2 separate regions of the Homo sapiens genome follow, and region 2 is linked to region 1. A link is an interaction called in ENCODE POLR2A ChIA-PET data of the cell type or tissue named here. Cell type or tissue: PC-9. All regions are shown on one strand. Each heading gives the region's core, and the rest is flanking DNA. Links, peaks and the distances in the headings are about the cores only. Region 1 overlaps EVI5 (ecotropic viral integration site 5). Region 2 overlaps RPAP2 (RNA polymerase II associated protein 2).

Region 1 (16,968 bases), core at 7,585-12,584:
TCTTGAGAAAGAAACCTTCATGGTACAGGACTCAAGAAGGGGAATAGCAGTCACTATAGGAAGGCGCTAAACCTTGCCTGTCTCCTCTAGGGAATATATGCTTTCATCTGTGTGGATCAGGGCCAAGAAACGCTGCTGTCTTTGGGGCACTGGTGAAAGCCATTGCATCTTGGGGAAGGGGCAGAACTGCGTTTTGTGCCTAGTACTACATCTGGGGTGGGCAGGAGCACTAAAGACCAAACACACCAGATCAAAGGACATAATGAAGCCTAAGACTGAATTTATTTATTTATTTATTTAATTTATTTTTTTCTTTGAGACAGAGTTTCACTCTTGTTGCCCAGGCTGGAGTGCAATGGTGCGACCTTGGCTCACTGCAACCTCTGCCTCCCAGGTTCAAGTGATTCTCCTCCCTCAGCCTCCCAAGTAGCTGTGATTACAGGCATACAGCACCACGTCTGGCTAATTTTTGTATTTTTAGTAGAGATGGGGTTTCACCATGCTGGTCTTAAACTCCTGACCTCAGGTCATCCACCTGCCTCAGCCTCCCAAAGTGCTGGGATTACAGGCGTGAGCCACCACGCCCAGCCATTTATTTTTTTTTAATTTAGAAACAGGATCTTACTTTGTGGCTTAGGCTGGAGTGCAGAGGTGTCATAGTTCACTACAGCCTCAAACTCCTGGGCTCAAGCGATCCTCCCACCTCGGCCTCTCAAGTAGCTGGGACTACAGGCACATACTACCACACCTGGCTAATTTTTAAAAATTTTTATACAAGACAGGGTCTCACTATGTTGCCCAGGCTAGTCTCAAACTCCTGGCCTCAAGTGATCCTCCTGCCTGGGCCTCCCAAAGTGTTGGGGATTATAGGCATTAGCCACTGTGCCTGTCTAAGACTGAGGCTTCATCAGAACAATAGAAAACACTGTTGCCCCTCCAACTCTTCTGTAATAAGTAACAAATGGAATACTGCTGAAGACAGACCCTTTTAAAATGTTATGCAAAGGGAAAACCTAAAGACACAAAATTCCTCTGGCAAACAGCTCCTACTCTAAAAATAAGGTATTACTAAGGGAAAAATAAAGTATTGCTAAGGGAATTTGAAGCCTATGGTGCACTGATGATACCACAGAAACAACAAACCTCAAACTCAACCCATCTCTGGACTATATTAACTTGAATCTCCCACTTTAAAGGCCTAGCAGAAGGAAAAATGTGCCCATTTCCAGGCAGAAAAACTATTTGACTCAGTCTGCAGTCCTACACAAGATATCCAGCTTTCAACAAAAAAATTACAAAGCATAGGAAAAGGCAAGGAAAAACAAAGCACTCCCAAAAGACAAAGCAATCAACAGAACCAGCATTACATATGGCACAGATGTTAAAAATATCTGTGATGGTTAATACTAAGTGTCAACTTGATTGGATTGAAGGATATAAAGTATTGATCCTGTGTGTGTCTGTGAGGGTGTTGCCAAAAGAGATTAACATTTGAGTCAGTGGGATGGGAAAGGCAGATCCACCCTTAATCTGGTGGACACAATCTAATCAGCTGCCAGCGAATATAAAGCAGGCAGAAAAATGTGAAAAGGAGATACTGGCCTAGCCTCCCAGCCTACATCTTTGTCCCGTGCTGGATGCTTCCTGCCCTCAAACATCAGACTCCAGGCTCTTCAGTTTTGGGACTCGGATTGGCTCTCCTTGCTCCTCATCTTGCAGACGGCCTATTGTGGGATCTTGCGATCGTGTAAGTTAATACTTAATAAACTCATATATATATATATGAGTTATATATATGTATGTGTATTATATATAATATACATGTATTTTATGTTATATTTTATATATATATATATATATATATATATATATATATATATATATATCTCCTATTATTCCTATATATATCCTATTAGTTCTGTCCCTCTAGAGAACCCTGACTAATATAGATTTTGGTACCAGGAGTGGTTCTAGAGGAACAGAATATTAAGGATGGAGTTCTTAAATTGGTTTGGGGGTTTCTGGAGTTGGCTGCTTAATACGGTAAGACCCAAAAATGCTAAGGACTCTACTTCTAACAGTATGGAGCACACTGATAGTTCTTGGCATGAACTGTTTGTAGAGAGTTACGCAAAATAAATGCATTTGACACTCCTGATTTACTATTTGTGAGAGGCAAGCAGTTTAGTGACTCTATACATAATACCTTTGACTATATGTGGAGAACCAAGGAATGTAATGAAGTTGGTTGGTTGCTCCTAAGTTCACTGGACAAATTGATGAAAGAAAATGATGAATTCAGGGGATTCTGTCCCCCTGCTTCAGAAGCAGATACTACGCCTCAAATCTGCTAAGATTGCCCTGAATGAGAGTAGACAGTCACAAGCTCTTCATGCGAGTGGCTGACCTGCAACGAAAGATGCATGCACAGCCTTGCCAGGTGTCTACTGTTAAAGTGAGGGCATTGATTGGAAAAGAATGGGACCCTAAAACTTGGAATGGGGACATGTGGGAGGACCCTGATGAAGCTGGGGACATAGAGGTTTGTAAACTCTGATGAACCTTTTTTGTCAGAAGGAACAACTTCCCCATCCCCAGTAGTGGAAACAACCCCTCCCCAACCCATGCTGCCATCAGCCTTTCTGCCTTTGTCTGAGGAGATGAACCCTGCGCTGCTTGAGGCAACATTGATGCCCTCCCCTGAGGCAGTTGCCAGGGAAGATAATGTTGATTCTCCTCAGGAGCCACCCCCAACACCTGTTTGCTTCTAGACCTATAACTAAGTTAAAGTCTCAGTGGGACCCTAGAGGGTGAGGTTGAGTGTGACCCATGAGGAGGTGTGCTACACTTGAAAAAAACCAAGTTCTCTAATTTATATAAACAGAAATCTGGAAAACAAACCATGGGAATGGATATTAAGGGTATGGGATAATGGTGGAAGGAACAGAGTTGGATCAGGCTGAATTTATTGATTTGGGCCCACTAAGTAGGGATTCTGCATTCAATGTTGCAACTTGGGGAGTTAAAAAAGGTTCTAATAGTTTATTTGCTTGGTTAGTTGAAAGACGGACTAGAAGATGGCCCACTGTGAGAGAGCTGGAAACGCCTGATCTCCCTTGGTTTAATGTAGAGGATGGAATCCAAAGGCTTAGGGAGACTGGGATGGTGGAGTGGATTAGTCACTTTAGACCTACTCATCTCAGCTGGGAGGGTCCAGAAGACGTACTCTTGACCAATGCCTTTTGAAATAGATTTGTGAGGGCAGCACCTGCATCTTTGAAGAGGCCTGTAATTGCTCTTCTTAGTATGTCAGATCTAATGGTGGGAACCGCAGTTACTCAACTACAAAATTTAAATACAATGGGAATAATTGAATACTGAGGTGCCGGGGCCAAGTGGCAGCACTCAACCATCAAACGCAAGGTAGGCATAGCTACTGTCATGAACAGCAGCGGCAAAGCGGCAATCAGAATAGTCTGACTTGTGTAGAGCTCTGGCATTGGCTAATTAATCACGGTGTTCCTAGAAGTGAAATTGATAGGAAGTCTGCTCATTCCTACTTAATTTATACAAGCAGAAAACTTCTAGGTCAAATGAGCAAAATACTAATTTGAATTATAAAAACAGAGATTCATGGCCCCCATAGGTGAATCACAGCAGAGACCTCTAGGATTTTGGAGCGAGACCCTGCCATCTTCTTCAGATAACTACTCTCCTTTTGAGAGACAGCTGTTGGCCTGTTACTGGACTTTGGTGGAAACTGAACCATTGTTCATCATAGTCATGAAGTGACTATGGGTCATCAAGTCACCACGCGACCTGAACTGCCTATCATGAACTGGGTGCTTTCTGACCCATCTAGCCATGAAGTGGGCTGTGCACAGCAGCACTCCATCATCAAATGGAAGTGGTATGTACGTGATCAGGCTTGAGCAGGTCCTGAAGGGACAAGTAAGTTTCATGAGGAAGTAGCTCAAATGCCCATGGTCTCCACTCCTGCCACCCTGTCTTCTCTTCTCCAGCCCGCACTGATGGCCTCATGGGGAGTTCCCTATGATCAGCTGACAGAGGAAGAGAAGACCAGGGCCTGGTTCACAGATGGTTCTGCACGATATGCAGGCACCACCTGAAAGTGGACAGCCACAGCACTACAGCCCCTTTCTAGGACATCCCTGAAGGACAGCGGTGAAGGTAAATCTTCCCAGTGGGCAGAACTTCGAGCAGAGCACTTGGTTGTGCACTCTGCATGGAAGTAGAAATGGCCAGATGTGTGATTATATAATGATTCATGGGCTGTAGCCAATGGTTTGGCTGGATGGTCAGGGACTTCAAAGAAGCATGATTAGAAAATTGGTGACAAAGAAATTTGGAGAAGAGGTATGTGGATGGACCTCTCTGAGTGGCCAAAATCTGTGAAGACATTTGTATCCCATGTGAGTGCTCACCAACGGGTGACCTCAGCAGAGGAGGAGTTTAATTATTGAGTGGATAAGATGACCTGTTCTGAGGACACCACTCAGCCTCTTTTCCAAGCCACCCATCGTCGCCCAATAAGCCCATGAACAAAGTGGCCATGGTGGCAGGGATGGAAGTTACACATGGTCTCAGCAACATGGATTTCCACTCACCAAGGCTGACCTGGCTACAGCCACTGCTAAGTGCCCAATTTCCCAGCAGCAGAGACCAACACTGAGCCCTTGATATGGCACCATTCCTCACGGTGATCAGCTAGCTACCTGGTGGCAGGTTGATTATATTGGACCTTTTCCATCATGGAAAGGGCAGAGGTTTGTCCTCACTGGAATAGACACTTACTCTGGATATGGGTTTACCTATCCTGCATGTAATGCTTCTGCCAAGACCACCATCTGTGCACTCACGGAATACCTTAAACACCATCATGGTATTCCACACAGCATTGCCTCTGACTAAGGCACTCACTTTATGGCCAAAGAAGTGTTGCAGTAGGCTCACGTTCATGGAATTCACTGGTCTTACCATGTTCCCCATCATCCTAAAGCAGCTGGATGGATAGAATGGTGGAATGGGCTTTTGAAGTCACAATTACAATGTCAACTAGGTGACAATACTTTGCAGGGCTGGGGCAAAGTTCTCCAGAAGGCCATGTATGCTCTGAATCAGCATCCAACATATGGTACTGTTTCTCCCATAGCCACGATTCACGGGTCCAGGAATCAAGGGGTGGAAGTGCAAGTGGCACCACTCACCATCACCCCTAGTGACCCACTAGCAAAATTTTTGCTTCCTATTCCCTCAACATTAATTCTGCTGGCCTAGAGGTCTTAGTTCCAGAGGGAGGAACGCTACCACCAGAAGACACAACAACGACTCCATTAAACTGCAAGTTAAGATTGCCACCTGGACACTTCGGGCTGTTCCTACCTTTAAGTCAACAAGCTAAGAAGGGAATTACAGTGTTGGCTGGGATGACTGACCCGGACTATCAAGATGAAATCAGTCTGCTAATCCACAACGGAGGTAAAGAAGAGTATGCATGGAATACAGGAGATCCATCAGGGCATCTTAGTATTACCATGCCCTGTGATTAAGGTCAATGGGAAACTACAACATCCCAATCCAGGCAGGACTACAGATGGCCCAGACCCCTCAGGAATGAAGGTTTGGGTCACTCCACCAGGAAAAAAAACATGACCTGCTGAGGTGCTTGCTGAAGGCAAAGGGAATACAGAATGGGTAACGGAAGGTTAGTCATTAATACCAGATACCACTACGTGACCAGCTGCAGAAACAAGGACTGTAATTGTCATGAGTATTTCCTCCTTCTTTTGTTAAAATCATGTTTGTGTATGTATACATTTGTACTAAGAAAATATATTTTATCATGTGACATAAGATTTATTGACTTCATATCAGCATTTAAGTACTGTTAACTTTATGTAATAGTATTTGAGTCAGGGATTGGTGTGTTTCCAGGTGTACAAAGGATAGTTGTATTATGTTAGGCATAATTATTACCTCATTATTGTCTTTATTTGAAGATTATGTATGATCTCAGGAGATGTGCATAGGTTCAAGTTCAAGCTGACAAGGGGTGGACTTGTGATGGTTAATACTGAGTTAGTATCCAAGATCAATACAAAGTACTGATCCCGGATGTGTCTGTGAGGGTGTTGCCAAAAGAGATTAACATTTGAGTCAGTGGGCTGGGGTAGGCAGATCCACCCTTAGCTGATGGGCACAATCTAATCAGCTGCCAGTGAATATAAAGCAGGCAGAAAAATGTGAAAAGGAGAGACTGGCCCAGCCTATATCTTTCCCCCATCCTGGATGCTTCCTGTCCTTGAACACTGGACTTCAAGCTCTTCCGTTTTGGGACTTTGACTGGCACTTCTTGCTCCTCAGCTTGTAGGCAGCCTATTGTGGGACCTTGTGATCATGTAAGTTAATACTTGAAATAAACTCCCATATATATATATATATATATCCTATTAGTTCTGCCCCTCTAGAGAACCCTGACTAATACAACATCTGACAGAGAATTTAAAATAACTGTGATTAATATGCTAAAGGCTCTAAGGGAAAGGTGAAAAACATAAAATTAGATAGGTAATAGCAGAAAAATGAAAACTATGAGTCAAAAAGAAAAGCTAGAGATGAGCTGGGCACAGTGGCTCGTGACTGTAATCCTAGCACTTTGGGGAGGCTGAGATGGGAGGATCACTTGGGCTCAGGAGTTCGAGACCTGGGCAACACAGTGAGACCTTTTCTCTTTGAAAAAAAAAAAATTTTTTTTTTGTTAAAGAAAAGCTAGAAATGAAAAACAGTAACAGACGTAAAGAATACCTTCAGTTGGCTCATCAAACAACTTGACAAAGCAATGGAAAGAATGAGTGAACTTAATAATTTGTCGGTAAAAATGTTTTAGTCAATGGAAACTGAAAACACAGAGAAAAATGATAGGGGCAAAACGAACAGAGCAACCAAGAGTTGTTAGACAACCTTGAACAATCTAACACATGTATAATTGAAACCCCTCAAGAAGGGAGCATGAGAAGAAATACTTGAAGAAATAACAACCAAGGGCCGGGCGTGCTGGCTCACGCCTATAATCCTAGAACTTTGGGAGGCCGAGACGGGCGGATCACCTGAAGTCGGAAGTTTGAGAACAGCCTGACCAACATGGAGAAACCCCGTCTCTACTAAGAATACAAAATTAGCCAGGTGTGGTGGCACATGCCTGTAATCCCAGTTACTTAGGAGGCTGAGGCAGGGGATCATGGCTTGAACCCAGGTGGCTGAGGTTGTGGTGAGCTGAGATCACACCATTGCACTCCAGCCTGGGCAACAAGAGTGAAACTCCATCTCAAAAAAAAAAAAAAAAGAAAGAAATAACAACCAAGAAGTTTCCAAAATTTGTGGCATACACAAATCTATAAATCAAAGAAACTCAGAGAAAAAAAAAAAAGAGAGAAAAAAAAACCCAGATCTGGGTATATCATATTCGACCTGCTACAAACAAAGAGAAAAGCTTGAAGGCAACCAGAGGAAAAAATACATTACATGTTGAGGAACAAAAATAAGAATTACAACAGAATCCTGGCTGGCATGGTTTCTGACAAGAAGATAGCAGAGTGATTTAAAGTGTTAAAAGAAAAAAACTGTCAAGGCAGAATTCAATATCCTGCAAATATATCTTTTAAAATTGAAGAAATAAACATTTTATCAAACAAAAACCAGCACTAAAGGAAATGATAAAAGAACTTCTTAAAGCAGAAAAGATAAGATACCAGACAGAAACATGGATCTGCACAAAGAAAGAGTGCTGAAACAGAATATCTTGAAGGAAAAACACATTTCATTAAAAGTTTTTCAATTTCTATGAAAGAAAACTTTAATGCAAAATTAGTAGCATATATATTTGGACAATATGTAAAATGTATGACAATTTCACAAAAGAGGTAGAAAGATTTGAAAACACACTGTTGTAAGAGCCTTAGATTACACATGAAGTGTATAGTTATTTATTCATTTATTATTATTTATAATTTATTATTTGAAGGTAAACTCTATTTATTGTAAAACCTGGAACAACCACTAAAAAAACTCTTGAAAGATGTATAAATAAATAAGTCAAATGTGAAGATAAAAATGGAATCACAATAAATATCTAATAAATCCAAGAGAAGGTAGAAAAAAAGAAACAAAGAAACAAAGAACAGATGGAATAAACAAAATAGCTAGCAAGGTGACAGATATCAATCCAAGTAAAATTACAAAACTGAGACCAAACTTGACAGCAAAAGAAACTATGAGACTAAATTGTTTTTAGTTTTTTGTTTTTCTTTGAGATGGAGTCTTGCTCCGTCACCCAGGCTGGAGTGCAGTGGCGTGATCTTGGCTCACTGCTGCAACCTCCACCTACCGGGTTCAACCGATTCTCCTGCCTCAGCCTCCCGAATAGCTGGGACTACAGGCATGTGCCACCACACCTGGATAATTTTTTTGTATTTTTAGTAGAGATGGGGTTTCACCGTGTTGGCCAGGCTGGTCTCAAACTCCTGATCTCAGGTGATCCACCTGCCTTGGCCTCCCAAAATGTTGGGATTACATGCGTGAGCTACTGCACCCAGCCAGTTTTTATAGCTTTATTGAGATACAGTTCACACATTATAAAATTGACCTCCCTCAAGTGTACATATATTCAGTGGTTTTTAGCCTATTGAGAGTTGAACAATCATTTATCAGACTGCATTTTAAAAAGTACCCATCTATATGTTGTTTATCAGAGATATAAACACATAAACTGAAATTAAGATGGGAAAAAATGTAGTACAATTTATCTTAAGAAATCTAAATCAAGGCAGGGCACGGTGGCTCACGCCTGTAATCCCAGCACTTTGGGAGGCCAAGGTGGGTGGATCACAAGGTCAGGAGTTCAAGACTAGCCTGGCCAACATGGTGAAACCCCGTCTCTACCAAAAATACAAAAATTAGCCAGGCGTGGTAGTGGGCGCCTGTAATCCCAGCTACTTGGGAGGCTGAGGAGGAGAATAGCTTGAACCCGGGAGGCAGAGGTTGCACTGAGCTGAGATCTGGCCACTGCACTCCAGCCTGGGCGACAAAGCAAGGCTCCGTCTAAAAAATAAAAATTAAAAAAAAAAAGAAATCTAAATCTAAAATATTAAAAACCTGAATCTAGCAATGGGAATGTGTTGTATCTCTATGTGATCTACAGCACAAACATGTTTTTAGTATTTTGATAACTGTACCTCAGTAGAAGTGGCTTCCTTTGCAATCCTTTGTACTTGGTTTTACGCATTAAAAAATATTATTTTAAGAAGGGGTCCACAGGTTCCAGACTGCCAACAGTGTTGATAGCAGACACAAACACAAAAACGGTAAGAACCTTTGTACTTAAGAAACTCTTGAAGATATACACAAGGAAACATAAGCAAGAATGTTCAGAGTAGCACTGTTTGCAAGAGCAAAAAGGAGAGTGGATCAATAAATTGAGGTATAGTCACTGACAGACTTTTCTAAAAGTCCTTAAAATGACAGAACTGGAGTTACATGTATAAACATGGACAAATTTCTTAATCTAAATACATGGGTGTTTGATACAATAATCTTTAGATTACTACACACCACCACCATTACCCTATACTATTTTTATTTATTTATTTTTCATTTATCAATGTAAAAATTTCATGGATTACCACCAGTCCAAATACTGGCATTTAGGAACCAGTGCCTATTACCATCCTGCTTCCAGCAAAATCCATCCAAAATCACACTTATTAGTCAGCAATGGTATTAAGCACAATACAAATTCCTTAGGAAATCTTTCTCCAAACCACCTAGTTGAAATTAATTTTCCCCGCCTAGTCTCCGTAGCAATTCCTATCTAACTCTCTACTTACCAAATTTCTGAATTATATTAAATATAGTCTATGCATACCTGATTTCTCAAGTGTAAGTCCTTTAATGGCTGAGACAGTGCTTTGTGTTTCACAAGTTCTCAAAATCATGTCTACTGGATTTGATTTATTCACCTCTACCCACTGTGAAATAAATCCTCAACAATGGCTTAAAAGCTGTGTTTTCATCTTTAGTATCTATACTAAAATAAAATCTGATTACAAAAATAAAACTTCCCATTGTAAAACTTAAGATTTCTACTATTCATAATCTCAATAGTACCTCTTCCTATTTTAATTATACTGAATAAAATAACGTGTGGAAAGTATTTTATATAGAATAATACAAGAAAAATATAAGAAAATAACTTTGAACAATGTAAAACAAGATATATTTATTCTGAAGAAATTACATATTCATGTTACCATGTTTGAGATTATGATCATTTTGCACTGGAATACAGAATGATGTATGAGTTAAGTATGCCCCCTACTGACTGAATAAATACTTTAAAAGCCAAAAAACAACATTCACAGAGTATAAGAATATGGTCCAAACAAATGTACCACATGAAAACCAAATGTGCCTTTACCATGCAAATGGGTTTCATAAAAAGACCTTTGCAGATCTTAAGTATATTTAAGATAGAATTTATTGGAGAAAAGAGAGACCTGAGAAGAAAGAAGGGCAATTTTGAATTCACTGCCCAGGGTCACCACATTAAACAACTTTAGGAAGCATCATTCACATTATAGTATACATCTGTGGTTCCCAATTGGGGCAATTTTGTCCCCCAGGGGACATTTGGCAATGTGTGCAGAAACATTTTTGGTCATCGCAACCTGAGGTAGGAGAGCCGTTACTGGCATCTAGTGGGTAGAGGCCAGGGATGCTGCTAAACATCTACAACGCATGGACCAGCTCCGTAAAACAAAGTATCTTCTAGCCAAAAATGTTAAAAGTGTTGAGGTTGAGAAATTTTGCTCTGCATGGTGTTCCTTCTCAAGTCATGCAACAGGGCAATGCTATGAGTTTTACCCAAAAAAGTCAAATAAAATTTGACTTCCTTGAACTTTGTTGAATGGGTCAAAGAAGGATTAAATCTCTGAAATCCAATATAATAATTTTTTGCCATCTTCATTTGGGCTAGAAAACTGCGGTCTATACAGCTTCATATCTTTACCTTTTATCTCTGTTCTAGGGATGATACAATCTGTGCACAAACCCTTGATCAGCTAATGATACTTTTTAAAGATACTGGGCTTTCCCATCATACCTGTGTTTCCATTTCCATCATCCTTTGTTTTATTTCTCTTATTTCTGCTTGTGTTTCAGCTTCTCTAAGTCGAATGGTCATCAGTTCATCTTGTAACTCATTCATAGCATTTTTCTTGGGTGGGTCTTTCCATCTCCCAGTAGTACGAGCTAAGTGGCGCTAAAGCATAAAAAATTATATTGCAACAAATACTCTCAGTATCAAAATAAGAGCTAATATTACTGAGCGCTTATTTCAGGCCTGTGATATATAAAACACTTTCCACACATTATTTTATTTAATCCCTAGAAAATCCTATTAATCAGGCACTATTATCATCTGAATAAAAGGGTTTCATAAAAAGACCTTTGCAGATCTTAAGTATATTTAAGATAGAATTTATTGGCCAGGCGCAGTGGCTCTCACACCTGTAATCCCAGCACTTTGGGAGGCCAAGGCGGGCAGATCACCTGAGGTCAGGAGTTTGAGATCAGCCTGGCCAACATGTTGAAACCCTGTCTCTAGTCTCTACTTCAAAAAAAAAAAAAAAAAAAAAAAAAAAAAAAGAATTTATTGGAGAAAAGAGAGACCTGAGAAGAAAGACAGGCAATTTTAGAATTCACTGCCTAGGGTCACCATATTAAACAACTTTAGGAAGCATCATTCACATTATTGCCATTATTGGTTCCCAACTGGGGCAATTTTGCCCCGCCAGGGGACATTTGGCAATGTGTGTGGAAACATTTTTGGCTTTTCACAGGTAAGAAAATGAACACTGTGATTAAGTAACTTTAGGAGGATCACACACAGCCAGTGCAGATCTGGGATATAAACTCAAATACAGTTCAAATTTTTTCTCTATATACTGAGGATTAATTCTTGAAAAGATTACAATTTTCACTGTAATTTTTTTAATGAGAGATTTTTCATATTATCTTCAATGAAATCCCAATACATTAGAAAAAAAATGGGGCCATTAAGGAAGGAATGTTAGAAGTTAAGGGCAGTGTTTCTCAAAATATCTGTGATAAAAGACAAGTTTTGTCTTTTTTGTTTTAAAATTTCAAGTTTATTGCAATCTGATACTTTGTCAAAACATGTTTTAAAAAAAGGCATGACAATGTCAAGGCCTAATTTCGGTCCTTATATAGAATATGTATTTTGTTCCTTGTCAACATTTCCCTCATACATGAATAAATTTGTGGTCACATACCAGATAAATGTCATTTATCTGGTGAGGTAACTAAGTTACTAATTTATACATTAAATTTATAATGTTGTCACCCTTCTGGTGTTTCACACTAACCAACAATGGACTTAATATCAAAGTTTAAGACAAAATATGTATTATATAGAACACTTTCACAGTTTGCAGAAAAAGTTACACAAGGCACAATGGTACAATGACAAAAATATTATCTGATGTCTACTGTATCTTTTATTTTATTATAAGAATTAAAGAGGGAGAAACAGCTTAAGTGCACTTTCAGTTTATAAATACTCTCAATTTTGACATTAAACAGGGTCTCTCTCACTTTAAACTCATCTACTATAGGTCATCAGGTACTTCAAACTCTTACAAATTGGATATTTCGGTTTTACTCTCTTTTAAAAAAGCACACAAAATATATTAATATACCTGCCAGTGTTCCTCTAAATCCTTGACTTGCTGTCTAAGTTCTTTCAAACCCATAATGGCTTCTGCTTCTCTAAGTTTCACAGCAATGAGTTCTTCCTGAAGCCTTGCAATATTATTCTCATCAGGAAGGGAGTTATTCCTCTAAAGAAGAAGAAAATTTAATTTGGGATTTTTAAATTTAAGGAATAAAATACAGCACACACAACAGCTATTGTGTTCCACACTTAAATGTATTTAATTTTATACAGCTATACTGAAATATAATTCACAAACTATGAAACTCACCCTTTTAAAATACACAAGAGCCAGTGGTTTTTAGAGTATTTACAGGGTTGTTTAAACATCACCATGACCTAATTTCAGAATATTTTTATCATGCAAAAAAGAAAACCTATACTCATCACCAGTCATTCTACATTCCCCACTTCCCCATCCCCTGGCAACCACCAATCTACTTTTTGTTTCCATGAGTTTGTCTACCTGGACATTTCTTATAAGTGGAATCATATGTATTTATAGCTTTCTGTGACAACCTTACTTCACTTAGAACAATGTTTTCAAGGTTCAATCTTTTTTTTATGCCAAATGATATTCCACTGTATAGATATACCACATTTAATCTATTTATTCATCAGTTAATAGAAATTTGGGTTGTTTCCACTTTTTGACTATTATAATGTTGCTATGAACATTGGTGCAAAAGTTTTTGTGTAGACTTAGGCTTTCCATGTTCTTAAGATATACTTAGGAGTAGAACTGCTGGCTCAGATGGTAATTGTTCTATGTTTAACTTTTAAGAAACTGCCAAACTTTTCCAAAGCAGCTGTACTGCTTTTCATTTTCACTAGCAATGTATGAGGGGAACTGCACTTAATTTTGAGAACACAGAAATCTAACTCTGATTTGTTAATAAAATACTAATCAGAGTTACGGAGCAACAGGATTAAAATTTTTTTCAATATGGCAATAAACTTACTAACTTCTGATCAGGACTCCAGATAAAGCATGAACATCATTTACTTTTTAAATATTCATAGAAAATAGTAGTCCAAAATCTGTTTTTGTTGTATTTCCTCAGCATGTTATTTTTGAGAGGCATCAAATCTCTGTGTATTAGTCACTATTTACATCAACAGTCAAGAAATTAATACAAATTAAACAATTTACCAATTGATTCAAATGAAATGACTGAAATTAACTTGATTCATGGATACAAGGTTTATTTATATTTTTCCGTAAGTTATTGGGGTACAGGTGGTATTTGGTTACATGAGTAAGTTCTTTAGTGGTGATTTGTGAGATTTTGGTGTACCCATCACCCAAGCAGTATACACTGCACCTTATTTGTAGTCTTCTATCCCTCACTCCCCTCCCACTCTTCCCCACAAGTCCTCAAAGTCCACTGAATTATTCTTATGCCTTTGCATCCTCCTAGCTTAGCTCCCACATATCAGTGAGAACATACGATGCTTGGTTTTCCATTCCTGAGTTACTTCACTTAGAATAATAGTCTCCAATCTCATCCAGGACACTGCAAATGCTGTTAATTCGTTCCTTTTTATGGCTAAGTAGTATTCCATCATATATATACATATATACACCACAGTTTCTTTATCCACTTGTTGATTGATGGGCATTTGAGTTGGTTCCACGATTTTGCAATTGTGAATTGTGCTGCTATAAACATGCGTGTGCAAGTATCTTTTTCAAATAATGACCTTTTCTTCCCTCTGGGTAGACAGATACCCAGTAGTGGGATTGCTGGATCAAATGGTACTTCTACTTTTAGTTCTTTAAGGAATCTCCACACTGTTTTCCATAGTGGCAGTACTAGTTTACATTCCCACTAGCAGTGCAGAAGTGTTCCCTGTTCATTGCATCCACGCCAACATCTACTGTTTTTTGATTTTTTGATTATGGCTAATCTTGTGGAAGTAAGATGGTATTACATTGTGGTTTTGATTTGCATTTCCCTGATCATTAGTGATGTTTAGTATTTTTTCTTTTTTTTTTTGAAACGGAGTCTTGCTCTGTCGCCCAGGCTGGAGCGCAATGGCACAATCTCGGCTCACTGCAACTTCTGCCTCCCGGGTTCAAGCAATTCTCTGCCTCAGCCTCCCGAGTAGCTGGGATTACAGGCGCCGGCCACCATGCCTGGCTAATTTTTTGTATTTTTAGTAGAGACAAGGTTTCATTATCTTGGCCAGGCTGCTCTTGAACTCCTGACCTTGTGATCCACCAACCTCGGCCTCCCAAAGGGCTGGGATTACAGGCGTGAGCCACCGCACCCAGCCGATGTTTAGTACATTTTCATGTTTGTTGGCCATTTGTATATCTTCTTTTGAGAATTGTCTATTCATGTCCTTAGCCCACTTTTTGATGAGATTGTTTTCGTCTTACTGATTTGAGTTCGTTGTAGATTCTGGATATTAGTCCTTTGTCACATGTATAGATTGTGAAGATTTTCTCCCACTCTGTGGGTTGTCTGTTCACTCTGCTGACTGTTCCTTTCTCCGTGCAAAAGCTCCTCAGTTTAATTAGGTCCCAGCTATTTATCTTTGTTCTAATTGCATTTGATTTTGGGTTCTTGGTCATGAAATCCTTGCCTAAGCAAACGTCTAGAAGGGTTTTTCCAATGTTATCTTCTAGAATTTTTATAGTTTCAGGTCTTAGGTTTAAGTCCTTAATCCATCTCTTAAGTTGATTTTTGTATAACGTGAGAGAAGAGGATCCAGTTTCATTCTCCTACATGTGGCTAGCCAATTATCCCAGCACACGGATACAAGACTTAGATCAATTTCCCACCATATTAAAAGATAAAAAGGATACAGGGTAGCCCAGTATCAAACTTCTCTGGAGAGTTACCAAGAGATCCAAAATGAGGCCGTAGGGAAAGCTCCCTAGATAAAAAGGTAAACTGAGGTAACACTGAGATTTCAAGGCCTGATTCTATGAAATTTTCTATCTCTAAATATTTCACGGTACACATGCAAATTTTTGCTCATAGGGATGATGGAATGAAGTTATTCTCACCAATTACACTTTCTTATAATGGACTTTAAATATTTTCTCAATTGAAAACCAAAAATTTACTGCATATTCATTTAAAAGACTGCTGGAAGCAGAAAAAAAGAGGATGCTGCAGGAAGAAATTACCATAGGAAGCATGCTACCTTTCAAATTCCTTTCTACTTTATAACATGAAAAACAACACAGCCACTTACGAAATCCATTTTTGAATGGAACCCAAATACACTTCTATCAAATATTCAAAATCTTTCTAATTGTAAGACACAGATTCTGCTCTAAATCATGTAACCCAGAATACGCCTAAGTTAAAGACCAAATATTCTGTTAGCCATTTCTTTCAGCATTCTTGCTGGCTTTTTTTCTCAACAAATCGAGATAATACATTATCCAGAAATATAAAAATAGGAAGGAGCTTTCTAGCAAAATTATTCCATTACTGATTCTAGTTACACTTGTTCTGTTTCATTAAGAAAATAGTTAAAAACACCTGAGACTGTTATGTCCATTATCTATCAGGTTTTTGGATTCAGTAGGTAGCTATTACCTAAGAGTAAAAAGGAACAAACGACACAGAGCCCAGGCCACCAATAAATTTACAGATAAGGAAACAAGAGATTTGGAGTTTGTAATCTAGAACTTTTAAATCTGAAAGCTATAAGAAACCTGAAGTTCTTCTACTCCCATTACTTATCTCATCTTTGATGTTCTTTAATATCCTTGAAAAGAAGTTAGCTTCTGTAAGTACATTCAGGCTAAAAGGAACTTCCTACATATCCTGAGGTAACTTGTTCTAGATTGGACAGTTCTAACAACTACACTCAGATGAAATTTTCTTTTTTTTTCTTTTTTTCTTTTATTATACTTTAAGTTTTAGGGTACATGTGCACAATGTGCAGGTTTGTTAAATATACATACATGTGCCATGTTGGTGTGCTGCACCCATTAACTCGTCATTTAACATTAGGTATATCTCCTAATGCTATCCCTCCACCCTCCCCCCACCCCAAAACAGGCCCCAGGGTGCGATGTTCCCCTTCCTGTGTCCATGTGTTCCCATTGTTCAATTCCCACCTATGAGTGAGAACATGTGGTGTTTGGTATTTTGTCCTTGTGATAGTTTGCTGAGAATGATGGTTTCCAGCTT
Region 2 (16,968 bases), core at 4,602-9,601, 220 kb before region 1:
AGTATAGAAACTAAGGATCCAAGTGGACAACTGCCACCAAGTCACCACAGGGCCAGCTGCTTTGGGAGGGTGCTGCATCTGCCTCCCATACACTTCTGCCAAGTTTATGTTAGTTTGGGAGGACTGAAGCAGAATTCAGTTCAAAGTACTGTGCTGGATTTTGGTTTCTAAATATTTTCCAATAGAAAAGAACCCAGGCTTCTTGAGAAAATAGCTAGGTTCTAAGGCTAGAGCCAAAAAAATGCAAGATAAGCCTGGAGCATCTTGTAGTACCAGAAACTAAGCAAGTGCTCAAAAACAAAAGGATAGAAGCATGTCAGACAGACACAGGAGCCAATCTGAAAGAGCTCCCTGGCCGGGCACGGTGGCTCACGCCTGTAATCCCAGCACTTTGGGAGACTGAGGTGGGAGGATGACTTGAGCCCAGGAGTTTGAGACCAGCCTGGGCAACATAGGGAGACCCCATCTCTACAAAAAAGTAAACAATTAGCCGGGCATGGTGGCACACGCCTATAGTCCCAGCTACTCAGGAGGGTGAAGATCACCTGAGACCAGGCGGTCAAGGCTTCAGTGAGCCATGATTGTGGCACTGCACTCCAGCCTAGGCAATAGAGTGAGACTGTCTCAAAAAATAAAATTTTAAAATAACTGAAGAGTATAACTGGATTGTTTGTAACACAAAGGATAAGTGCTTAAGATGATGGAAACCCTATTTATCCTGATGTGATTATTACACATTGCATGCCTGTACCAAAATATTTCATGTAACCCATAAATATATACATCTACTATGTACCCACAAAAATTAAAAAATGTTTACAGGAGTGAACCACCGCACCTGGCCAGTGGAGTCTTTTTAAGGTATTATTTAGCATCTTCTGCTTATAGTCATGTCCAAAAACCAGTTGATCTTCCTACTCATTAGGGGACAAGATCAATTCTCTAAAAAATTAACCTAGCCCAAGGTAAGTGGTACTATTCTGAAATCTGAAAATCTTTAGTAGCCTCACATTATAAGCCCTTCGTAGAAAAAGAAAAGTAAGCATTTCTAGAAGCACATTTTTGTTGGACTGAGGGTGGGGCAAGGAGCAGGGGTGACTTTCATCTGAAATGTACCTAGGCAGGCCAGAGTCTGAGTTAGGACTGGCTCCTGGGACTTTGCCATCCAGGCCAAGAAGCATGCTCCAGTGTGCATGCACTCTCATCAAAGCCCTAGTCAGGAATCCCAGCCACTCCTCTCCTGTGCAGCACAAGCTGAAGGATAAGGTGTGGGGCAGTGACTGCGTGGGGCTGCCTGTGTGATTCCTGATAAAGAAATGCCTTCATGAAATGTATTGTTCCCCAATAAAGCTCATTTTCTGTGAGAATTCATGTGTCCTTTTCCAAATTAAACTAGCAAAATATGAACTTTTGTAAAAGGTCCACACCCAGCCAGTTTTCTACTCTCTAAATGTTCAGGCCTTTGCCTGTCCTTCCCTCAGCAAAAATACTGTGTTTTGGAAAACATTACCAATAAAGGAGCTGGGAGGTGGAATTGGATCAAAATACCTTTAGATGAAAGCAGCAGCACAAGCCATTCCCTTTAAATGAGCTGGCCTCACCTCTGGGGCCTATGAAGAAAAGCCTGCTTCAAGGTGATAGTTTTCATTTTGCTTCCCAGCACCTCTGCAGTCATAACCAAAGTGAAGGACAATATTGCATGACTTCAGAAGAAAGCCATCCAGCCACCTTGCAACATGTTCAGGAAATTCTGGACTCCCTTGGGGCTTGCAAAACTCCCTATGTCTTGCAGACCAAAAGCAAGTTCTCAGTCACCTAGCTCTAGTTTGCATAATTAAAGAAAGTGGAAGCTGGTTCTTTTCTGGGTGACCCTTCACCCAACCAAGCTCATAAGGACTTGTGACAAAAATAAGAGCAATAAAATGAAGTTTTAACAGTGAAAACTTCTATCACTTAGATAAGCAGGAAAAGCCAGTCCCCTAGATGCCCATCTGACCCTACCTTACTGGGGTCATACAGCCAAAGCAGTGTCCACTTCAGGTACTGTAATGTTTTGAAGTTGACACATATAATTTAATGTAGTTTCATGTCATAAGTTATAAGACTTTTCAGAGAAACAATTTAGTAATATCTTCTGTAATACCCATCTTCATTTTTTATATGAAAAAGCATAGCCTATGATCTGTCACCTTGCTCACTCCCACATCCTTACCTCTTATCCTTCTCACATCGTCCCATTAACACATTATCCATCTTTGGGGGGAAAAAATACACTAAATTTTAGACAGAGTCACTTTCACTATGGCCACAATGGGAGAAAAGACAGTCCACCTTCAAAGTCAACCAGAATGACTCTTAACCTCTCTTGTCTGGGTTGGGCATCCAGATAAGATTTTCTTCGTACAAAGAGTCTTGCTACTAGGAAAAAGAGTTTGAAAATCACTAGTCTAACTAAATATCTCACTTTAAAAAAAGCACAAACTAAGACTCAATGAGGTTTATCTTCCACAAGATCAGCCAGTTTTAGCAGAGCAGTTGCTAAAACCCAGGTCTCAAACTCCTTGTCTATGGCTCATCTAACTAAGCAACAAAAAGCCCAATGAGCTCTGGAGAGAGAGAGGGAGCTAAAACAGGACTCAATCAAAACCCACTTGGGATTAGGGAAGCCACCCTCTGTGAGTGAGTTAAACTGAGATTCCCTCCCCTTCACCCTGGCTTCCTTTGCAGAACAAGGGTCACCGCCAGAGGGAAAGCTGAGTTTACGGAGGGGATCCTGGTTGGAGTCAGAGTATACCTTGGTTTGGTTTTGTGGGGTTTTTTGAGACAGGGTCTCACTGTCACCCAGGCTGGAGCACAGTGACAGTCATAGCTCACTATAGCCTCAGACTCCTGGCCTCAAGCGATCCTCCCACCTCAACCTCCAGAGTATCTGGGACTATAGGCACGTACCACCATACCCAGCTAATATTTTTTTTAATTTTATATTTTTTAGAGACAGGGTGTCACTATGTTACCCAGGTCTCAATCACTATGTTACTCCTTGCCTCAAGCAATCCTCTCACCTTGGCCTCCCAAAGTGCTGAGCTTACAGGTGTCAACCACTGTGGCCAGCCACGCATTGGTTTTAAGGTCCAGAATTTTTCTGTTTGGAGCCTTCACAATTAGTTTTAGGTTGGGAGACCGTGAACCCACCAAGCAGCCCTTTAGAGGCTGGAAAAAGAGTTTGGAAAAAGAACTCTGTGGCTTTAGGAATTTCTCTCGGAAATCCTCTAGGGCAGAGAAGGAAAATTTACCAAATGGGAGAGTGTATTAGTCTATTCTTACATTGCTATAAGGAAATACCCCAGACTGGGTAATTTATAAAGGAAAGAGTTTTAATTGACTCACAGTTCCACATGGCTGGGAAAGCCTCAGGAAACTTACAATCATAGCAGAAGGCAAAGGGGAAGAAAGGCACCTTCTTCACAGGGCGGCAGGAAGGAGAAGTGCAGAGCAAAGTGGGGCAAAGCCTCTATAAAGCCATCAGATCTCATGAGAACTCACTATCATGAGAACAGCAGGGGAGAACCACCCCCATGATCCAATCACCTTCCACGAGGTCCCTCCCCCAACACGTGGGGATCACAATTTGGATTACAATTCAAGATGAGATTTGGGTGAGGACACAGAGCCGGACCATATCAGAGAGAAAGCTATTACTGAAGACCTTTCTAACTCACTTCTGTAAAGATCAATTCAATAAAAGCAGCAAACACACATACTTTGCTTTCCTTGTGATTAATGCCTTGACTTTTTTGTGGAAAGTAACACCCCAAGAAAGCCAGCTACTCATGTTGGCAATAAAGGTAAAAGTATCTATGGAATAAGGACCATTTTTAGGACAATACTTTCCCTACTACTTAGTTCTAGTCCCTTTTTTGTAGAATTCTGAGGACTTTCTACATACACAATCATGTCATCAGCAAATAAAGATTATTGTACTTGTTCTTTGCCAACCCATATGTCTTGCCTTACTGCCCTGGTTAGGACCTTCAGAACAATACTGGATATAAGTGGTGAAAGCACATATCCTCCCCTTGTTCCTAATTTTAGAGGGAAAGTACTCAGTCTTTCGCCATTAAGTACAATGTCAGCTGTAAGTTTTCCTAGAGACCCTTTCTCAGCTTGAAGATGTTCCCTGGTATTCATAGTTTGCTAAAAGGTTTTTGTCATTTTAAATCATAAATGGGTGTTGAATTTTGTCAAAGGCTTTTAATGCATCTATGGAGATGATCCAAGTTTTTTTCCTCCTTATTTCTGCTAAGGTTGTATAATTATGCTCATTGGTATTTTAAATGTTAAATTAACCTTGCGTTCCTGGGATAAGACCCACTGATCATGATGCATTTTCCTCTTTGTAAATTGCTGTATTCATTTTAGTTTCTTCAGGATTTTGCCTATGTTTGAAGGATATTGGTTTGTAATTTTTCTTGTAACATCTTTGTCTGGTTTTGAAATCAAAGTAATACTGGCCTAATAAAATGAGTTGGAATGTGTACTGCCCAATTCTATTTTCTGAAACTTCTGCATGGATGAAGGATTCTATTATTCCTTCCTTAGATGTTTGATACAATTCACCAGTGACATCATCTCAGCCTGTGAATTTCCCTTATGAGACAATTTGTAATTATGACTTTAAATACTTTCATTAAAATATGTATATTTAGGAATGTTTTTTCTTGTGTCATTGTTGGAAACATGTTTCTTCCAATGAATTCTTCCATTTCATCTGTTTTCAAATGTATTTGCATAGTCATTCATAATATCCTCTTACTATTCCCTTAATTAATGTAGAATCTTAGTAGTGTTTTCTCTCTTTTTTTTTTTAAGAGACAGGGTCTCACTGTATTGCCCAGGCTGGAGTGAGGTGACTATTCACAGGCACAATCCCACTGCTGATCAGCACAGCAGTTTTTACCTGCTTCATTTCCAGCCTGGGACAGTTCACCCCTCCTTAGGCAACCTGGTGTCCCCATGCTCCCAGGAGGTCACCATACTGATGCCAAACATAGTGCAGACACCTGACTGGCATGCATATTACAGCCAAGAACTCCTGGTCTAAGCAGTGCTCCCACCTCAGCCTCCTGAATAGCTGGGACTATAGGCGTGCACCACCGCATCTGGCAGTGTTCTCTCTTTTCCTAGATACTGGTAATTTGAGTCTTCTTTTCTCTTGATCAGTCTCAAAAGAAAACAGCTGGGTGTGGTGGTGCACGCCTGTAATCCCAGCACTTTGGGAGGCCGAGACAGGTGGATCACTTGAGGCTGAGTTCAAGACCAGCCTGGCCAACATGGTGAAACCCCATCTCTACTAAAAATACAAAAATTAGCCAGGCATGGTGGCAGATGCCTGTGATCCCAGCTACTTGGGAGGCTAAGGCAGGATAATTGCTTGAACCTGGGAGGCAGAGATTGCAGTGAGCCAAGATCATGCCACTGCACTCCAGCCTGGGCAACAGAGTCTGTCTCAAAAAAAAAAAAAAAAAAAAAAAAAAAACCACATTATTTTGCCTTCATTTTTGAAGGATATTTTCACTTGTTTTCAAATTGTCCTTTTTTTTTTCCTTTTGGCACTTCAAAGATACCACTCCATTGTCTTCTGGCTTGCATAGCTTTAGACTATAAGTATGCAGTAATTCTTATCTTGGTTTCTCTGTATATATTGTATCTTTTTTTCCTCTGGCTGCTTTTAAAAATTTTCTCTTTATCAGTTGTTTTTCAGCAAATTGATTATATGCTTTGGTGTGAGTTTGTATGTGTGTAGGTTTATCCTGCATGGGGTTCATTGAGTTTCTTGAATTTTTGCATTAGCATTCTCAACAAATGTAGAAAATTTTTCAGCATCACATCTTAGTATTATTTCTTTTCTTTTTCTTTTTTTGAGACAGGGTTTCACTCTGTTGCCCAGGCTAGAGTGCAGTGGCATGATCTTGGCTTACTGCAACATCTGCCTCCTGGGTTCAGGTGATCCTCCCACTTCAGCCTCCCAAGTAGCTGGAACTACAGGTGCGTGCCACCATGCCTGAGTAATTTTTTGTAGTTTTTGGAGAGGTGGGGTCTTGCTATGTTGCCCAGGCTGGTCTTGAACTCCTGGGCTCCAGTGAGTCACCTACCTCAGCCTCCCAAAGTGCTGGGATTACAGGCATGAGCCACCGTGCCCAGCCAGTATTATTTCTTAGCATTCAGAAAATGAGGCCAGGCACGGTGGCTCACAACTGTAATCCTACCACTTTGCGGGGCCGAGGTGGACAGATCACGAGGTCAAGAGTTCTAGACCAGCCTGGCCAGCACAGTGAAATGCCATCTCTGCTAAAAATACAAAAGTTAGCTAGGCACGGTGGTGGGCACCTGTAATCCCAGCTACTTGGGAGGCTGAGGCAGGATAATTGCTTGAACCTGGGAGGCAGAGGTTGCAGTGAGCCGAGATCACACCACCGCCCTCCAGCCTAGGTGACAGAGGGAGACTCCATCTCAAAAAAAAAAAAAAAACTTAATGAGACCCCAGTGCAGATTTCTGGAGCACTTCTGCATAACACCCCCTTATCTGAATTTTTTCCCAACTTTCAGCTGCCTCAGCCTCCCTGAACTACTCCAATATCACTGTCTCTCTCTCTGCCTCTCTCTCTTCAACTCAGTGAGAGGATTGTGCTCTGCTTAGGATTTCTCTCCTTGCTCCATGGTCTAGAATGTGCCTCCAAATAGAAACCTAGGTGATAATAAAGCTCACTTCATTTGTTTCTCCTTTCTCAAGAATCACAATCCTGTGCTACCTCTAATTCAGTATCAGAAAACAGCTGTTTCATACATCTTGTCCAGTTTCTTCCTGTTTACATTGACAGGATAAATATTGTCCCTAATACTTCATCATAGATTAAAGCCAAAGGTCATTTATGCTTTTTAAAAAAGTATTTACTTTGGGAGGCTGAGGTGGGTGGATCACTTGAGGTCAGGCGTTCAAGACCAGCCTGGCCAACATGGCAAAACCTCAACTCTACTAAAAATACAAAAATTAGCTGGGCATGGTGGCATGTGCCTGTGGTCCCAGCTATTTAGGAGGCTGAGGCACAAGAATTGCTTGAACCCAGGAGGCAGAGGTTACAATGAGCTGAAATCACCCCACTGCACTCCAGCCTGGATGACAGAACGAGATTCCATCTCAAAAAAAAAAAAAAAATTACCAACAAATTTTGGGAGGTAGTATGGAGAAAACATGTGTTCAGTCTACCACATTTAAATGGAAATCTACTTCAATTTTTTTTTTTTTTTTTTTGAGACAGGTTCTTACTCTGTCACCAAATTGGAATGCAGTGATGCAATCACAGCTCACTGCAGCCTCAACTTCCCAGGGCTCAAGCCATCCTCCCAGCTCAGCCTACTGAGTAGCTGGAACTACAGGTGTGCACCACCAGGCCTGGCTAATTTTTTGTATTTCTTGTAGAGATAGGGTCTCACTTTGTTGCCCAGGCTGGTCTTGAACTCCTGGGCTGAAGTGATCCCCCCACCTCAGCCTCCCAAAGTGCTGAGATTACAGACATGAGCCACTGCACCCAGCCTACTTCAATTTTTTAAATTACAAACATAAGACATAATAGTTTTCAAATTAGTAATTATTCCAAAACAGAGGAATAAGATTATTTTCACCAGGGATGGTGGCGCACACCTGTAATCCCAGCACTTTGGGAGGCCGAGGCAGGTGGATCACCTGAGGTCAGGAGTTCACAACCAGCCTGACTTACATGGTGAAACTCCATCTCTACCAAATACCAAAAATTAGCCAGGCATCATGGCGCATGCCTGTAATCCGAGCTACTTGGGAGGCTGAGACAGAAGAATCGCTTGTACCTGGGAGGCAGAGGTTGCAGTGAGCCGAGATTGCACCATTGTACTCCAGCCTGGGCAACAAGAGTGAAACTCCGTCTCATAAAAAAAAAAAAAAAAAAAAAAAAAATTGTTCTCAACTTTTTGCCAAGGTGTCTGTGGTCATTTTGATAAGGATTGGCTTGAGCCATAAGTCAGTTCCACATCCAGTTGTTTTCTTTACTTACTTTCAACAGGATCTTTTGATAAAAGAACTATGCCAGGTTTGTTCTGCCTTCTCTCCAAGCCCTATGCTTGTCATTAGTTTAACTTAAGCTGACTATTCAAGCATCCTTACAGTAGTATGACTTGTATATGTTTTTGCTCTAAGTACAACTTTAAGTAATACCTCTGTAATTTTGGTCTCTGCTCTACCTTTATTAACAAAATCCATATCCTACACATACTCTGGAAAATGTCCATTGATTTACCAGAGAAGTAACCATATTTTTTTTTAACTTTGATGGCCTTTGCCACTATCGGACAAAGCATCACAAGAAACAATATCCTTAGGGATCATTCACAACCCAATAAAGTCCAATTTTCAGATATTCAGCACTGTATTTCCTATTTGAACTCTTCTTTTTCAGCTACTGTGCCAAATCAGCACTCCTGCTGATTATATTCTCCTAGCTCATAAAGATTCATGGTGTGTATTCATAGTGTAACCCTATTAAGTATTTACACTTACAACATTATTCTCTATTGCACTATTGACAATATTATTCTTCATCATTAATTTTACTCTTTGATGAACTACTTTTGAATCATGAGAAATAATGCAACACAATAGTAACAACAAAAATGTAGATTTTGTCTGGGTGCAGTGGCTCACACATGTAATCCCAGCACTTTGGGAGGCTGAGGCAGGAGGATTGCTTGAGTCCAGGAGTTTGAGATCAGCCTAGGCAACATAGCAAGAGCCCATCTCCACAAAAAAAAAAAAAATTATTTTTAATTAGCCAGCCAGCTGGGTGCAGTAGCTCATGCCTGTAATCCCAGCACTTTGGGAGGCTGAGGCGGGTGGATCACCTGAGGTCAGGAGTTTGAGACCAGCCTGACCAACATGGTGAAACCCCGTCTCTACTAAAAATACAAAAAATTAGCCGGGCATGGTAGGCACCTGTAATCCCAGTTACTCGGGAGGCTGGGGCAGGAGAATTGCTTGAACCCAGGAGGTGGAGGTTGTAGTGAGCTGAGATCGCACCATTGCACTCCAGCCTGGGCCACAAGAGCAAGACTCTGTCTCAAAAAAAAAAAAAAAAAAATTAGCCAGGCATGGTGGCTTGTGCCTGTGGTCCCAGCTATTCAGGACACTGAGGTGAGAGGATGACTTGAGCCTGGGAGGTTGAGGCTGCAGTGAGCCATGTTCATATCAATGCACACTCACCTGGGTCACAGATAGAGACCCTGTCTCAAAAAAAATAGATTTTTATGACTAAGATTTTAACACTCATAATGTGAAACATATTCAAAATAAACTATAACTGATAACTGAAATTGGCTATGATGAACTAGCCAAAATAGTCCTTGCAGTAAACGTCATGAAACAATTATTAATAAAATAATAAAATTTCTATGATAGTTGTAATCTTTTTCTTTTTAGCTTTTTTTAATGAGACAGAGTCTTGCTGTGTCACCCAGGCTGGAGTACAGTGGCATAATCTCGGCTCACTGTAACCTCCGCCTCCTGGGTTCAAGCAATTCTCCTGCCTCAGCCTCCCGAGTACTTGGGACTACAGGCATGTGCCACCATCCCTGGTTAATTTTTCTATTTTAGTAGAGACAAGCTTTCACCATGTTGTCCAGGCTGGTCTCGTATTCCTGATCTCAAGTGATCTGCATGCCTCGGCCTCCCAGAGTGCTGGGATTACAGGCGTGAGCCACCGCGCTCAGCCAGAAAACCTTATCTTATTATTTATTTATTTATTTATTTATTTATTTATTTATTTATTTTTGAGACAGACTCTTGCTCTGTCGCCCAGGCTGGAGTGCAGTGGCATGATCTCAGCTCACTGCAACCTCTGCCTCCTGCGTTCCAGCAATTCTCCTGCCTCAGCCTTCCGAGTAGCTGGGATTACAGGTGCATGCCAACACATCCAGCTAATTTTTGTATTTTTAGTAGAGATGGGGTTTCACCATGTTGGCCAGGCTGGTCTCAAACTTCTGACCTCAGGTGATCCACCTGCCTCAGCCTCCCAAAGTGCTGGGATTACAGGCGTGAGCCACCACACCCAGCCCTTAATCTTATATTTTAAACAGTTAAGTGTATATGAACAAAACTGTTTCATCACTCTTTACTCTGAAACTATCAAACCAGTTGCAAACTCCTTGACAGACCACCAGAGTTTTGTGGACAACCTTTGAGAAACCGTATTCCAGGATAGGCATTCGTATCTCTAATCAGTCGTAGTAATTACTGATTTTCAGGGCTCCACACATTGAAGGCATTTAATAACCATTTAATAAATGATTAGTCAATATTTATTGGTTTTGTTCATAAGCACTATTCTAAACTCTGAGGATATAGCAGTGAAAAGACATTGTTTCTATCCGGAGGTGCTTCCTCTCTAGTGGTGAAAAGCACACAATACAAGGAAATACAAGTTAAAAAATATTAGTGATATAAAGTTCTACAGTTGAATGTCCCCTCGAAAACTCATGCTGAGGCCCAGTGCAGTGGCTTACACCTGTAATCCCAGCACTTTGAGAGGCCAAGGTGGGTGGATCACTTGAGCTCAGGCGTTCGAGACCAGCCTGGCCACCATGGTGAAACCCCCGTCTCTACTAAAAATACAAAATTAGCTGGGCATGATGGCACACGCCTGTAGTCCCAGCTACTCAGGAGGCTGAGGCAGGAGAATCACTTGAACCTAGGAGGTGGAGGTTGTAGTGAGCCAAGATTGAGCCACTGCACTCCCGTCTGAGTGACAGAGCAAGACTGTGTCAAAAAACACACACACACACACACACACACAAAAAAAACAAAAACAAAAACAAGCAAAACCAAAACTCATGTTGAAACTTATGACAGTATTAAGAGGTGAGACCTTTAAGAAATGATGACAATATGAGGGCTCTGCCCTCATGAATGGATTAATGCCATTATCACAGAAGAAGTTATCATGGGAGCTTGGCCCCCTTTTTCTCTCTGTCTCAAACACTGGTTTGCCCTTCCACCTTCCACCATGGAATAATATAGCACGAAGGCCCTCATCAGATGCCAGCACCTTGATACTGGATTTCCCAGCCTCCAGAATGGTGAGAAATAAATTTCTTTTTTTATAAATCATAGTCTGCGGTATTCTGTTATAGCAACACAAAACAGACTAAGACATAAAAGGAAATAGTATAATGATATAAGTTGTGACTTCAAGAGGGCAAGAGCTACTTCAGATGGGTGCTCAAGGAAAACCTTCTGATGAGGTGACATTTGAGAGCAGAGAGCAAAGTGATGAGGAGTAGGCAAACACTGAGGAGCTGAGACCATTTTAGGTAGAAGGTCAGTACATGCAAAAGCCCTAAGGCAATAGTAATGGTTTGGCCTTTTGGAAGAACTGAAAGAAGGCTGAGGTACCTGAAGCAGAATGAGCAAAAGGAATGATGGAATGAGAAGAGGCTGGGAATACAGCCAAGTGCTAGATTAGCAGAGACTTGTGGGCTGTGGTGAGGACTCTGGGAAGCTACTAGAAGACTGTAAGCAGGGGAGTGACCGGAGCTAATTTACCTTCATAAAAGACCACTGGATAGTGCATGGAGTATGCAGGGGTTGGAGACAGGCAAAGTGAGGGTAGAGAGACCAGCTACAAGGGTTTTTAATAATCCAAGCAAGAGGTGTCTAGGGTGGAAGCAGTGAAGATGGAGAGAAGTGGATAGATTTTGGAAGTATTTTTTCATCTAGAACAGGTAAGGCTTGCCATGCATTGACTGAATTAATCAAGGAGTCCATTAATGAATCATTACTAAAATGGGGTGATCCAGAGGAGAAAGGTCAGTGTGTGCTGTGGAAGTTAAGGAATGCTTTCTGGGGGAGGCAGAATGAGAGCTGGGCTTGAGAAATGAGCTAATTACAGCTGAAGAAAAGTGAAACAGTAGGGATCTGATCTTAAACAAAATCAATGAGGTGGGAATGAGCTTCCATGTGTTTGGGGGATCTTGAGGAACCTGCCTGCTAGCTTGGTGTGGATATTGGTTGTTGAGGAACAAGCAGGATGATAGGATAGGGTGAGATGGGAAGAGCCTGGATGTAGTAGATCTGGAAAGCCCAGATGAGTGAACCTTGTACCTACCCTCTACTTAATCCCCAGAGAGGTGTACCATAGGCTTCCTATCAAGCTGACTGGCATTGAGCCCTTTCTCCAAGTTTTATTCCTCGACCCAGACATTCACTTTATTGCCTCAGGAGAGGTTCAGTGTGATCACTGACCTGCTCAATGTCAAGGTGACTGGTGAGTCAGTGGGCTTGGAACTGGAACAGGTCCTTGTCACATTTACCATCCCTGGCAGATACGGCAACACCTAACAGTCTATAAATGCCTCAGATAATAAGTAAAGTATACCATAAACTCTGAGCTATGGAGGCATCAGTCCGTCTCTGCCAAAGGTGGTAGTTTTTTCCAGCATTAGATGGGAAGCACCTCCAGGGCTGCCTGTTCAACCACCCACCCCCAAAGCAGCAGCAGCAGCTCCTCCTCCTCCTCCTCCTCCTCTTCCTTCCCCCCACCCCACCCCTCGCCCAGCAGGCTGGCAGCCCAGCCTTTCCTGTCTCTACCAAGGAAGGTGTGTGTCCCACAACTCCACGAAAGGGCCCCTGTTACACCTGGAGAGGAGGCTTGGATTTTAAAATGCCAGACTCTCTAAGAGACCCCACTGAGGTGGTCAAGCTTACATTTCCAGGCCCTGTCACCTCTGTGACTATAACAGATACTTCCCTGCCATGTGGTTCCAGCTCAACTGTAAGCTCTACAAAGGCAAGGATGATGCTATCTCATACCTGCTTGTCCCCAGCAGCCAACACAGTGAGTGTTTAGAATGCATTCGCTAAACAAATGATTGACCATGATGTGGACTTAGGGATGGGACACAAAAACTGCTCAATGCCTATGCAGCTCCTCTGGAGGTCTGCTCACCACCTCCATGGAATAACAGCTGCCTTTTACTCAGTTGTGCATTACGGTGGTAGGCACATTTCCCACAGCAGTTCATTTAATATTCACAACATCCACCTTTTATGGGGAGCATGCTTATCTGCATTTTACTGATGAAGAAACTGAAGGTAAGATGAGTTAAGGTCACACTGCTAGCAAGAAGCAGAGCCAGGACTCCCACCGAAGTCTGACTGACCCCAAAGCTCTCATCCTTTCAGATTGTAAGCCTAGAGTGCTTCTGTGAGCAAAGTCACTGGAGTCTTCCACCTGCCACTGGGATGGCAATACAGCAACCCTTTAGCTCCCCCTCCCACCTTGGCAGGAAGCGGTTTATCAGATTAACAACCTGCCTGCTCCCACAGCAGCGACCAGTGCTCTAAGGAAACAGAATTGGGCTGGGCTCAGCCTTCTGTGGGGGCCAAGGACACAGGGATACCCCAGGCCTTGGAACTGGGGTGCTACCTTGTGCTTTTCCCCTTCCCAGCAGGAGATCCTAATGTATCCTTTGACATCAATGTCAGTATGAAGTAATAGGAACTACACAGAATTTGGAGACAGACAGACATGGGTTTGAGGTTTGAGCCTTGACAGGCTTTGTGCCCTTGGACAAGCAGCATAGCCTCTCAATTCTCAGTTTCTTCAGCCAAAGAATGGTTTCATGACATCATGGGAGTTATCTTCAGTATTAAATGAGATGGCATGTTTAAGGAGCTCACTCCACAACTGGCACCTAACAGTGCTTTTAAACAAGAGTTTTCCTTTCCTCTCAACTGGATAGGGCAACAATTATTGGTCCCACTTGTCAGATGCGCAAACAGGTGCCAATAGGTTGAGTGGCCTATAGCTAGAAGAAGGGTGCCATCCCCTAACTCACAAGCCAAGGCTCTTTCTGCTGCCTTTTATCTGGCTCCTCAAAAGCAAAAACAGTTTGTTCTCCCCAAAACTGCTGATTTTGCCTTGAATAGGTAGCAGTCTGGGTCCTCTTCCTTTTCTCCTTGCTCCCTTTCCCCATATTCTTATTTTACCAGTCTCTTTGCTCACAAATCAGACTTATCATCATAAAGCAATAGAAAGGGCCATGGGCAGAATGGGAGGTAAATACAGTCCTCTCCACAAGGAAAACAAGCCCTCTCTATTGGTGCACAGTCATGACTCACCCCAGGCCTTTTATGAGGGCCAGATGCTGAGCATGTCTGAATTGCTTCAAATTGCTTCTTCTTCAGTGTGTGCTGGTGGTGGGGAGGGGAACAACCAACATCTATATATATTTATACATTTACCAGGAAATGTGTTTAAATTGTTTTCCAATCAAGTTTTACCACAAGCCGGGAGTTCCACACCTAATGAGTAGGCCAAACCCAGCCCATTGTCAACAGAGAAAAGTACATCTCAAACATAAAAGATTTCAAATCAAAATGGATATTAGAAGAGCATGATTCTTGGCATTGCTGAGCAGCCGGAGTTGTCTCCAGCAGCTGACAGTGTGAGTAGTAGTTGTTTTGAGGCTGACTTCATCCTGGATACCTTAGGAGCAAGGCAATGAAGGCTTCCAAGGAAGGAAAGCGTCTCTTTATGGCCTGCAACTGCTATACATTCAGACCTTTGGAAATCCCTGGTGTGGCTGCTGACCACCGAGAGCCCATCCCTGAGTTTGCCCACAAGGCAGCAGCCCTGCCTCAACCTGTCTGTTGCTCTGGGGCCACGGCTTGGGTCTTCTCTAAGACAACTTGAACCTAGAGATCTGTATGGACCCCTTACATCCGGATGTTACTTGTTACTTTCTTTTTTTTTCCTTTTTCTTTTTCTTTTCTTTTTTTTTTTTTTTTTGAGACAGGGTCTTTCTTTGTCACCCAGGCTGGGGTCCAGTAGCACAATCATAGCTCACTGAAACCTTGAACTTCTGGGCTCAAGCAATCCTCCTGCCTCAGCCTCCCAAGTAGCTGAAACTACAGGCATGCACCACAATGCCCAGCTGATTTTTAAATTTTCTGTAGACAGGGTTTCACCATGTTGCCCAGGCTGGTCTCGAACTCCTCATCTCAAGAGATCCTGATGCCTCGGCCTTCCAAAGTTCTGAGATTACAGGCATGAGCCACTGTGCCCAGCCCAGACATTACATTTTGTAGTCTTCAGTCAGTGTCCAAAATATAAGCCTTCTCATTTGTTCTTTCTCACATTCTCATCACCACACTGCTCTGTGTCCTCTCCCAAATCCCTTTCCCTTTCTCTGCAAGGCTTTCCTCTATGCACACTGGATCCTCATTCCATGGCAAATCAATCCTCTTCGTCCTTCATCTTCTCACAGAATGCTCTCTCCTCATCTTGGCCTCCCTAAGGCCTGGTCATCCCCCAGTCACAGGTGTGACTATCAGCTATCTTCAGTGATGGCTTTTTATTCTGCTACACCTGTGTATCTACCTGGGTCAGCAGATTAGGCCTGCAGGTAAGGTCAGTGTTCTCACACTCCTGTGCTCCTCTAGACCATTACTCTCCTCCCCCAGGGAACTGCCTTGGGGATCACACCATCTGGCTACACCAGCTTCCCTGTATTTTGTGTCTCCTGCCATATTCCTGCAGTCCAGTGTGCAGTGGGAGGACCGTCCCAGGCCATGCCTTACCCTCCTTATATTGAGTGACCCTCATCTCCCTTCCATATCCATCACCTACTGCCACAGCCACACTATCTGGTTTTTAATCCCTCTGAGATCGCTAGTCCCTTGATCCCTCCTCCTTCTCCCAGCTTATCATCCCCCAAACAGCATTCTCTCCTTTCCAACACAGCTTAAACTATTCTCTCATCCACACCCTCCATGCCTGGTACTGATATTCTGCTGCCCCCCAACCCCCTGCACCATGTCCCGTTTGCCTTCTCCTTTCTGTACTGGTAGCTAAGAAGAGCTACAGAAGAAAATCACATGCCTCTACCACCCCACAAATGTGCCTGCACAGAGGCTGCTGACTACCAACCCTAATATGTCTATTACCACCACCTTAGGATCTTGATTTGGAATAAAAATATTTCCCAGCATCCCTTAGACCAAAACACGGCCACATCACTCAGCTCTGGTCAGTAAGATGTGAGTAAAATTATTATGTGGCAGCTTCTAGGAAATTTCTTTAAAATACACCCAGAATGTACCCTTCATCTCATCTTCTTCTCCTCCATCCTTCTTGGAACATGGATATGATGGCTGGACTTCATCCTGGACCATAAGGATAAGGGTCACACCTGACGGATGGCAGAATGGAAAGCTAGAAGCAATCTGGGTCCCGCAGAACTGTAGAACCTGAATTGCCTACAATAGGCTTTCTTTTATATGAGAAAGAAAGAAATGTCATTATGTTTAATCCACTGTTTTTAGGTCACTGTTACTCACAGCTCCTCACAATAGAACTGAATTCTACTAACACAATGCCCTACACACACAGTCAATTCTTCTGCTTTTCCTTGGTCTGCTTACTTTCCTGACCCACTCAGGCTCTAGGGCAAGACAGTGTCTCACAGTTTTCAACACACTCAACTGCCACCCCTTCCCTAATCTCACCAAGTGACCTTCCAGTCTTTAGTTAGGTGGCTAGATACAAGATAAACATTTTAAAATTCATAACCTTTCTCTATTCCAGCAGCAAGCACTACAAAGGAAATGGGGAAAGTATTGCACTTAGGCAGCCAAAATTATAACACATTTAGAGATCTATTTAATACAAAGACACTGAAACCTAAATGAAGAACATGTATTAGAAGATATAAAACAATATCTGGGTAATAGAAAGCTATGGCATTTTCTTGGAGAAGACCTACTGGCTTAAAAAATGTCAGTTTGGGCCAGGCATGGTGCCTCATGCCTGTAATCCCAGCACCTTGGAAGGCTGAGGCAGGCAGATTGGTTGAGTCCAGGAGTTCAAGACTAGCCTGGGCAACATG

What was found. ChIA-PET counts read pairs that join two places held together with the same protein. Peaks named below come from ENCODE experiments on the same cell type or tissue, not always from the same donor. Only the 100,000 strongest peaks of a DNase experiment are listed, where the experiment ranks them.
Region 2: POLR2A ChIA-PET joins it to region 1 with 10 read pairs; 2 of 35 experiments call an interaction of 5 or more read pairs at or near these places.

Annotation. Positions count from the first base shown.
Region 1 is chr1:92,613,000-92,629,967 of GRCh38, forward strand. It overlaps EVI5 (ecotropic viral integration site 5), which reads right to left. Exons shown (of 20, transcript NM_001350197.2): 15 at 12,795-12,935; 16 at 11,177-11,335. Among named protein-coding and RNA genes, the nearest start is that of GFI1, 130 kb to the left of the region's middle. In PC-9, for the core only: CTCF peaks have their summits at 10,393 (motif pointing left) and 10,592; no DNase peak of the experiment used is centred there.
Region 2 is chr1:92,397,522-92,414,489 of GRCh38, forward strand. It overlaps RPAP2 (RNA polymerase II associated protein 2), which reads left to right. Exons shown (of 13, transcript NM_024813.3): 13 at 1-4,535. It also overlaps the pseudogene RN7SL824P. Among named protein-coding and RNA genes, the nearest start is that of GFI1, 81 kb to the right of the region's middle. In PC-9, for the core only: no CTCF peak of the experiment used is centred there; a DNase peak (open chromatin) is centred at 7,300.